2 separate regions of the Homo sapiens genome follow, and region 2 is linked to region 1. The links are chromatin contacts, found by Hi-C or POLR2A ChIA-PET in ENCODE. All regions are on one chromosome and are shown on one strand. The core of a region is the stretch at or near the end of the contact, and the rest is flanking DNA. Distances in the headings are between cores, read along the strand shown. Region 1 has its middle 54 kb from the start of SCNN1B. Region 2 has its middle 19 kb from the start of SCNN1B.

What was found. A loop is a pair of places that touch in the nucleus more often than their neighbours do. ChIA-PET counts read pairs that join two places held with the same protein, here RNA polymerase II (POLR2A). Pooled maps may share reads with other maps.
Region 2: a map of mammary epithelial cell shows a loop between it and region 1 (1.9-fold over the local background). The contact joins two enhancer-like sites. A Hi-C loop is called at or near these places in 2 of 168 maps with a recorded cell type or tissue (mammary epithelial cell and thyroid gland) and 1 of 50 pooled maps. POLR2A ChIA-PET finds 5 or more read pairs at or near these places in 4 of 52 experiments (A549, MCF 10A, PC-9 and 1 more).

Annotation. Positions count from the first base shown.
Region 1 is chr16:23,246,823-23,250,363 of GRCh38, forward strand. No RefSeq gene overlaps it. Among named protein-coding and RNA genes, the nearest start is that of SCNN1B, 54 kb to the right of the region's middle. Within about 2 kb of position 1,614, at least 4 of the 41 ENCODE cell types and tissues checked have a DNase peak (open chromatin) inside an H3K27ac peak, as active enhancers do; they include PC-9, where a contact is called at or near this core.
Region 2 is chr16:23,281,765-23,285,305 of GRCh38, forward strand. It overlaps a transcript of SCNN1B not described here. Among named protein-coding and RNA genes, the nearest start is that of SCNN1B, 19 kb to the right of the region's middle. Within about 2 kb of position 1,972, at least 4 of the 41 ENCODE cell types and tissues checked have a DNase peak (open chromatin) inside an H3K27ac peak, as active enhancers do; they include PC-9, where a contact is called at or near this core.

The sequences.
Region 1 (3,541 bases), core at 364-2,863:
CCACTTCCCTTGTGGTTTAGTATGGCCTGGGTGGTTCTGAATAGAATGTGAGTAGATGCCACTTCTACATTAGGGCTTTGAGACAGCAGGTGCCTCCTTGATAAGGTTTGGATGTTTTGTCCCCTCCAAATCTCGTGCTGAAACATGACCTCCAGTGTTGGAGGTGGGTCTGGTGGAAGGTATTTGGGTAATGGGAACGCATCCCTCATGAATGGCTTGGTGCTGTCCTCATGGTAATGAGTGAGTTCTTGCTCTATGAATTCACTTGAGATCTGGTTATTTAAAAGCACCTGGTACCTCCTCCCTCACTCTCTTGCTCCGTCTTTACCATGTGACATGCCTGCTCCCCCTTGGCCTTCCACCATGATTGGAAAGTTCCTGAGGCCCTCATTAGAAGCACATACCAGTGCCATGCTTCTTGCAGAACCTAAAGAACTGTGAGCCAAATAAACCTCTTGGCTTTCTAAGTTACCCAGCTACAGGAATTCCTTTATTGCAACAAAGACAGACTAACACAGCTCTCCATGCCCTTTCCTCTTCCAGCTCACTGAGCTAGTGACACATTGAAAGCCACGTTGAAGATGGCAGAGTCACCTAGCACCCTGAAGGACTGCATAGAAGAGAACTGCCTCTACCCCTGAATAGTCATCAAAGATTATTAAATGAGCAAGAAATGCATTTTTATTTCATTTGTACCACTACATGTCTGGGTCCATTTGTTACAGATGCTTAGCCTGCAATAATACTCACCAAAACCTACAAGCTTTGCTTCCCACAGTGTTCACTCCACATTTTAGGGAGCAATGGATTGCAATGATTAAGAGTGTGAAGTTGGGGCCGGGCACAGTGGCTTACACCTGTAATCCCAGCACTCGGGAGGCTGAGGTGGGCAGATCACTTGAGGTCAGGAGTTTGAGACCTGCCTGGCCAACATGGTGAAACCCTGTCTCTACTAAAAACACAAAAATTAGCTGGGCTTGGTGGTACACATCTGTAATCCCAGCTACTCAGGAGGCTGAGGCAGGGAGAATTGCTTGAACCCGGGAGGTGGAGGTTGCAGTGAGCCGAGATCACACCACTGTACTGGAGTACAGCCTGGGCAATAGAGCGACACCTCAGAAAAAAAAAAAAGAGTGCGAAGTTGGGTGTGCAGCAGATCCATGTTTAAGTCCTAGCTCAGCTGCTTGCTGGACACGTACCCTTGGGACAGTTAGTTAACCTCATCAACCCTCACACTTTAAAATGGGTCTAACAACCACATTTACCACATAACATTTTTGTAAGAACTAAATGAGAAAGTGTCCCATATTTACTTTATTTCTAAGGCATACATTTGTTTTTGTTTGTTTTACATGTTAATGTTTCTCAAGTCAGCGTCTTTTAATAGATGAGTACATTGAATATGGTAGTTTATTTTCTTTTCCTTTTATTTTTTATCTTCTTTTCCTAGAAAGCTGTTGTTATATAAATGGTATGGATGGCATCTTAGAACCGAGGAAATACATTAGGTAAAGGGCTCAGTAAGTGCCCAACACAGAGTAGCTATTGTTTTTTTCTTGCAGCTCAGGCAGACAGTGCTTCTAGAATGGCTCATTCAACCCTTAAACCAGAGGTTGCAAACGGGAGGCCTGTTGGCCAAATCTGGCCCTAGGGCATGTTTTGATTGGCTCATTTCACTCCAGTGAATTGCCAAAATTTGAAAACTGAAAGCCTTCATACAGCAATTTGGATTTCCGGCTTCTTTTCTAAAAATTCAGAAACTCTGACTTCACTGGCCTGAATTCTAGCAGGGTATTAATCAGCTGGAACCACACACCGACTGCCCTCTTCAAAAGCAACTGACCACTGTCTCACCACTTCTTACTGGGGTGCGTGGCCATCTCACCCACTCATGTAATCTGCCTGGCACCTGTAGGCATTTGACTGTGGGATCCCTGTGATACTTAATGGTTATTGAGAAACTGTCATGTACTTCTGCTCTTCCAGTTGAACTAGGAACAGTTTGGTGAGTCAGGGCAGGGGCAGGAGGTCTTGCTGTATCCCTACATCAGAACCATGTACCTGAAGAGTACAGGTGCAACGGGCATAGCCTTTCATAGTTAGGGGAAAAGGTAATGAAGAGGACCTCTTTCGTAATCCCACACTTGGCGTGGGAGCCACTTTTTAAAAAAAATCTTATTTTTTGGCCAGGCACCAGGGTGCTTGCCTGTAATACAGCTCTTTGGGAGGTCAATGCGGGAGAATTGTTTGTGACCAGGAGCCCAGGACCAGCCTAGGCAACATAGCAAGACCACCCCCATCTCTATCAAAAAATATATATATATAAAAATTTAAATTAAAAAATCTTATTTTTCTTTATTCAAGTGTAACACACATGCCAAAGAGTGCTTATTATAAATGTACAGCTTAGGCCAGGCATGGTGGCTCATACCTGTAATCCTAGCATTTTGGGAGGCCAAGGCAGGCAGACTGCTTGAGTCTAGCAGTTCAGGACCAGCCTGGGCAACATGGTGGAACTTTGTCTCTACAAAAAATACAAAAATTAGGTGGGCACTGTGGTGTGCATCTGTAGTCCCAGCTACTCAGGAGGCTGAGGCGGGAGGTTCACCTGATCCCGGGGAAGGTGAAGGCTGTAGTGATCCATGACCACACCACTGTGCTCCAGGCTGGGTGACAAAGTAAGATCCTGTCTCAAAAAATTTTTTTGGTAAAAAATTAAATGTACAGCATAATGAATTGTGACAGACTGAACATAACTGTTTAACCAACTCCCAGATCAAGAAAGAGAATATCACCAGCAACCCCCAAGAAGTCAGCCTCACATCCCCCTTCTGGTCACTGACACCCCCCTTGTTTCCCTGCCTGACCCTCATGAAGGATCACCACTATCCCGACTTTTAGCAGATTGATTGGTTTCTCCTGTTGCTGTATTTTATATACACGGAAGCATGCAGAATATGTATACAGCTTCTTTAGCTCAACAGTAAGTTTAAGATTTATACATGTTGTTGCATGTGCTTGTAGGGTGTTCATTCTCATTAGTATATAGTATTCCCATGTATGAATATATCACAGTTTATTTACCCATTCTCCTGTAATATAATAGCTTTCAGTTTGGGTTATTACAAATAGTGCTGCTGTGAAGATTCCAGCACATGTCTTTTGTTGAATACATCAATAAACACACATGTATATTTATATGTTTTTTTTCCTGTTGCTGGCTATTTCTGCTGGAAGTGGAATTGCTACGTCATAGAGTATGCATAAGTTCAGCTTTAGTAGATGCTACCAGTTATCTAAAGGGACTACACCCCTTTTAACTCCTACCAGCAGAGTCTGAGAGTTCCAGTTGCTTCACAGCCTCATCAACACTTGGTCATTTCCATCTTTCATTTTAGCCATACTGGTAGATGTATGATGGTAATTTGTGTGTTTTTTAATGGATTTCCCTGAAGACTAATGATGGTGAGTACATTTTCAAATGTGCAAAGATCATTTGGATACTCTCTTTTGTGAAATGACACTGTGTGTGTGTGTGTGT
Region 2 (3,541 bases), core at 722-3,221, 35 kb after region 1:
CTGTATGGACTGTATGAAAATCAGACATATTTGAGTTTGCCTCCTGATTATTCATTTAATTGCTGTGTGACCTTGGGCAAATCACTTAACCTCTCTGTGCTTGTTTATATGTGGAAAACTGGGGATCATAATAGTAATACTTACTGGCCGGGTGCAGTGGCTCATGCCTGTAATCCCAGCACTTTGGGAGGCCGAGGTGGGTGAGTTGCTTGAGCCCAGGAGTTCGAGACCAGCCTGGGCAACATGGGGAAACTCCGTCTCTACAGAAAAAATACAAAAATTAGCCTGGCATGGAGACTCCAAAAGGTGGGAGGGTGGGAAAGGGATGAAGGATGGAACACTGCCTATTAGGTACAATATACACTATTTGGGTGATGGGTACATTAAAAACCCAGATTTCACCACTACACACTATATCCACGTACCACGACTGCACTTGTACCCATAAATCCATAAAAATAGAAAATTTAATTTCAATAAATAAAAACAGTGATGGAATTAGTACCCCCCAAAATGAGGGGGAAGAACAGATAGGGTTTTCAAACATTTATTAGGTGCCAAGAACTGAGCTAAGCATCTACTATGTGTCTTCTAATTTAATCTTTACAACAATAACATGAGATAGGCACTATTATTATCCCATTTTCCTGATACAAAGGCTGAGGCTAAGAGAGATTAGGTAACTTGCCAAGATTCACAAAGCAAATAAGTACAGATAAAGAAAGGAATCTATGAATACTCCTCCTTGGTTTATGATGGGGTTACATCCTGATAAACCCATCATGAGTTGAAAATATCTTAATTGAGGTAGGAGGCATGACTCCATTCCAGATGTGGGGCTTGGACACTGGACCAAATTGAGAACTAGCTAAAACAGGGCCAGAGCAGAAGCAACTTTCCATAAGACACACCCACTAGTGTGCCATGTCAGTTTACTATTGCCATGGCAACGCCTGCCCCCTTCCATGGCAACAACCTGACAACCCAGAAGTTACCACCACTTTTTCTAGAAACATCTGCATAAACTGCCTCTTGATTTGTATGTAATTAAAAGTAGGTGTAAATACAAGTACAGCCCTGCCTCTGAGCTGCTTTTCTGGGCACACTGCCTATGAGGTAGCCCTGCTCTGCAAGAAACAGTCCTTCTGCTGCTGCTGTGTGCTGTGGCTTCAATATAAGTTGCTGTTTAACACTACCAGCTTGACCTTGAATTCTCTCCTGGACAAAGCCAAGAACCCTCCTAGGCTAAGCCCCAACTTGGGGGCTTGCCTATCCTGCATCAAGTTGAAATGCATTTGATATACCTGACCTACCAAACATCATAGCTTAGTCTAGCTCCCCTTAAGCTCAGAACACTTACGTTAAGCTGGGCACAGTGGCTCACGCCTGTAATCCCAGGACGTTGGGAGGCTGAGGCAGGTGGATCACTTGAGGTCAGGAGTTGAAGACCAGCCTGGCCAACATGGTGAAACCCCATCTCTACCAAAAAGACAAAAATTAGCCAGGTGCGGTGGCACATGCCTGTAGTCCCAGCTACTCGGGAGGCTGAGATATGAGGATCTCTTGAACTCGAGAGGCAGATGTTGCAGTGACCCAAGATCACGACACTGCACTCCAGCCTAGGCAACAGAGCAAGACTCCATCTCCAAAAATAAGAAGGACACTTACTTTAGCCTACAATTGGGCAAAATCATCTAACACCAAGCCTAATTTATAAGAAGGTGTTGAATGTCTTGTGTAATGTATTGAATATTGCACTGAAAGTGAAAAACAGAATGGTTGTATAGGTACTCCAGGTACAATTTCTACTGAATATATATGGCATTTGCACCATGGTAAAGTCAGAAAATCCTAAATTGAACCATTGTAAATCAGGGATTGTCTGCATTGTCCCTGAAAAACAAAACCATTGTAGGCAATTCAAATAGAGGAAATTTGATACAAGAAATTAATTACACAAATGATTCAACAGCTGAGAAGCCAAGCCGGAGATGGTGAAGCAATCCTGGACTCAGCAACATCAGGAAACTACTCTCACAGGTAGGGCTGGAGGGACACAGGGAGGATGTGGTGTTACCGATGCCCAGAGCTGGGTCATGCTCAGAACTTGGTCCACCTAGAAGGAGCTAGAACCACAGCAGGAGCTTCCCAGTGAGAAGCTAAACCATGGAGGAGGTGCAGCCTCTGTTGGGAAATGTTCTCTGAATTTGGGGAACGAAGGACCGCCCTGGCTCCTCCCCTTGTCCCACCATCCAATCTCCTGCCAGTGCCTCTTTTTGGCCCAATTTAGATAGAAGTCAATTGACCAGTTGGCAGTAGAGCTTGGGAAATGTACCTTGCATTAGAAATGTTAGGGATGGCCGAGTGCAGTGGCTCGCACCTGTAATCCCAACATTTGGGATGGCTGAGGTGGGCGGATCACCTGAGGTCAGGAGTTCAAGACCAGCCTGGCCAACATGGCGAAAACCTGTGCCTACTAAAAGTACAAAAATTAGCCAGGTATGGTGGCACGTGCCTATAATCCCAGCTACTCGGGAGGCTGAGGTAGAAGAATTGCTTGAACCCAGGAGGAGGAGATTGCAGTGAGCGGAGACAGTGCCACTGCACTCCAGCCTGGGCAACAGAGCAAGACTCCATCTCAAAAAAATAAATAAATAAAAATAAATTAAGAAAATAAATAAAATAAAATGGCAGAGCATGGATCTAAGATCAAACAGGTCAACAACCCACATGTTGGTCTTGTTAGAACTCCAGCACCTCACATAGTGTTTGGCACAACGAAGGCACTCCATAAATAGAAAGAAAGCTAGGAGGCAGAGGGAAGGGCAGACAAACACTAAAGTCTGTGCTCTTAACCCAGAGGGAGCAACCTCAGATGCCTACAGCAGTCAGACAGAGCATACAAAAGCATGGAGTGAACCAGTTCTAGGGAGAGGTGAGGACCATGTCAAACTGGAGAGCACACCCCATGTCTAAATGGGGCAGCCCTACTAAGTAACTTTCAGCCAATTTCTGCCAAGGAATGCAAGTTCAGTGTTGCCAGATCTGCTGACTTCTCAGGAGAAATAGAAAATCCTGATTTTCAAGTTCGATCTGCTACTTTTTAAATGTTGGCAAACAAATCAAATCCAAATGAGCCTGGGGCATCTTGTTGGGCTGGAAAGCAAAGAAGCTTATCAAAGACTATGCGAGTTCATGGTCCCATCAGAAGGACACAGAGGTAGCCTGGCAGGGCTCCCACTTGCTCAATTTGGACCATTTTTTAGTATCAAAAAGAAAGAATGAATAATCCTGGAACAGAAAAAACACATTAGTGGAGAAACTGGTAACATTTAAATAAAGTCTAGAGTTTGGTTAATAGTAATGTATGAACATTGGTTTCTCACTTTTGTCAAAGGTACCATATGGTCATGTTAGACGTTAAGAAGTTAAGACTCTCACTCTGTCACCCAGGCTGGAATGCCATGATGTGATCATTGCTCACTGCATCCTCAGTCTCCTGGGCTCAAGCTATCCTCTTGTCTCAGCCTCCCCAGTAGCT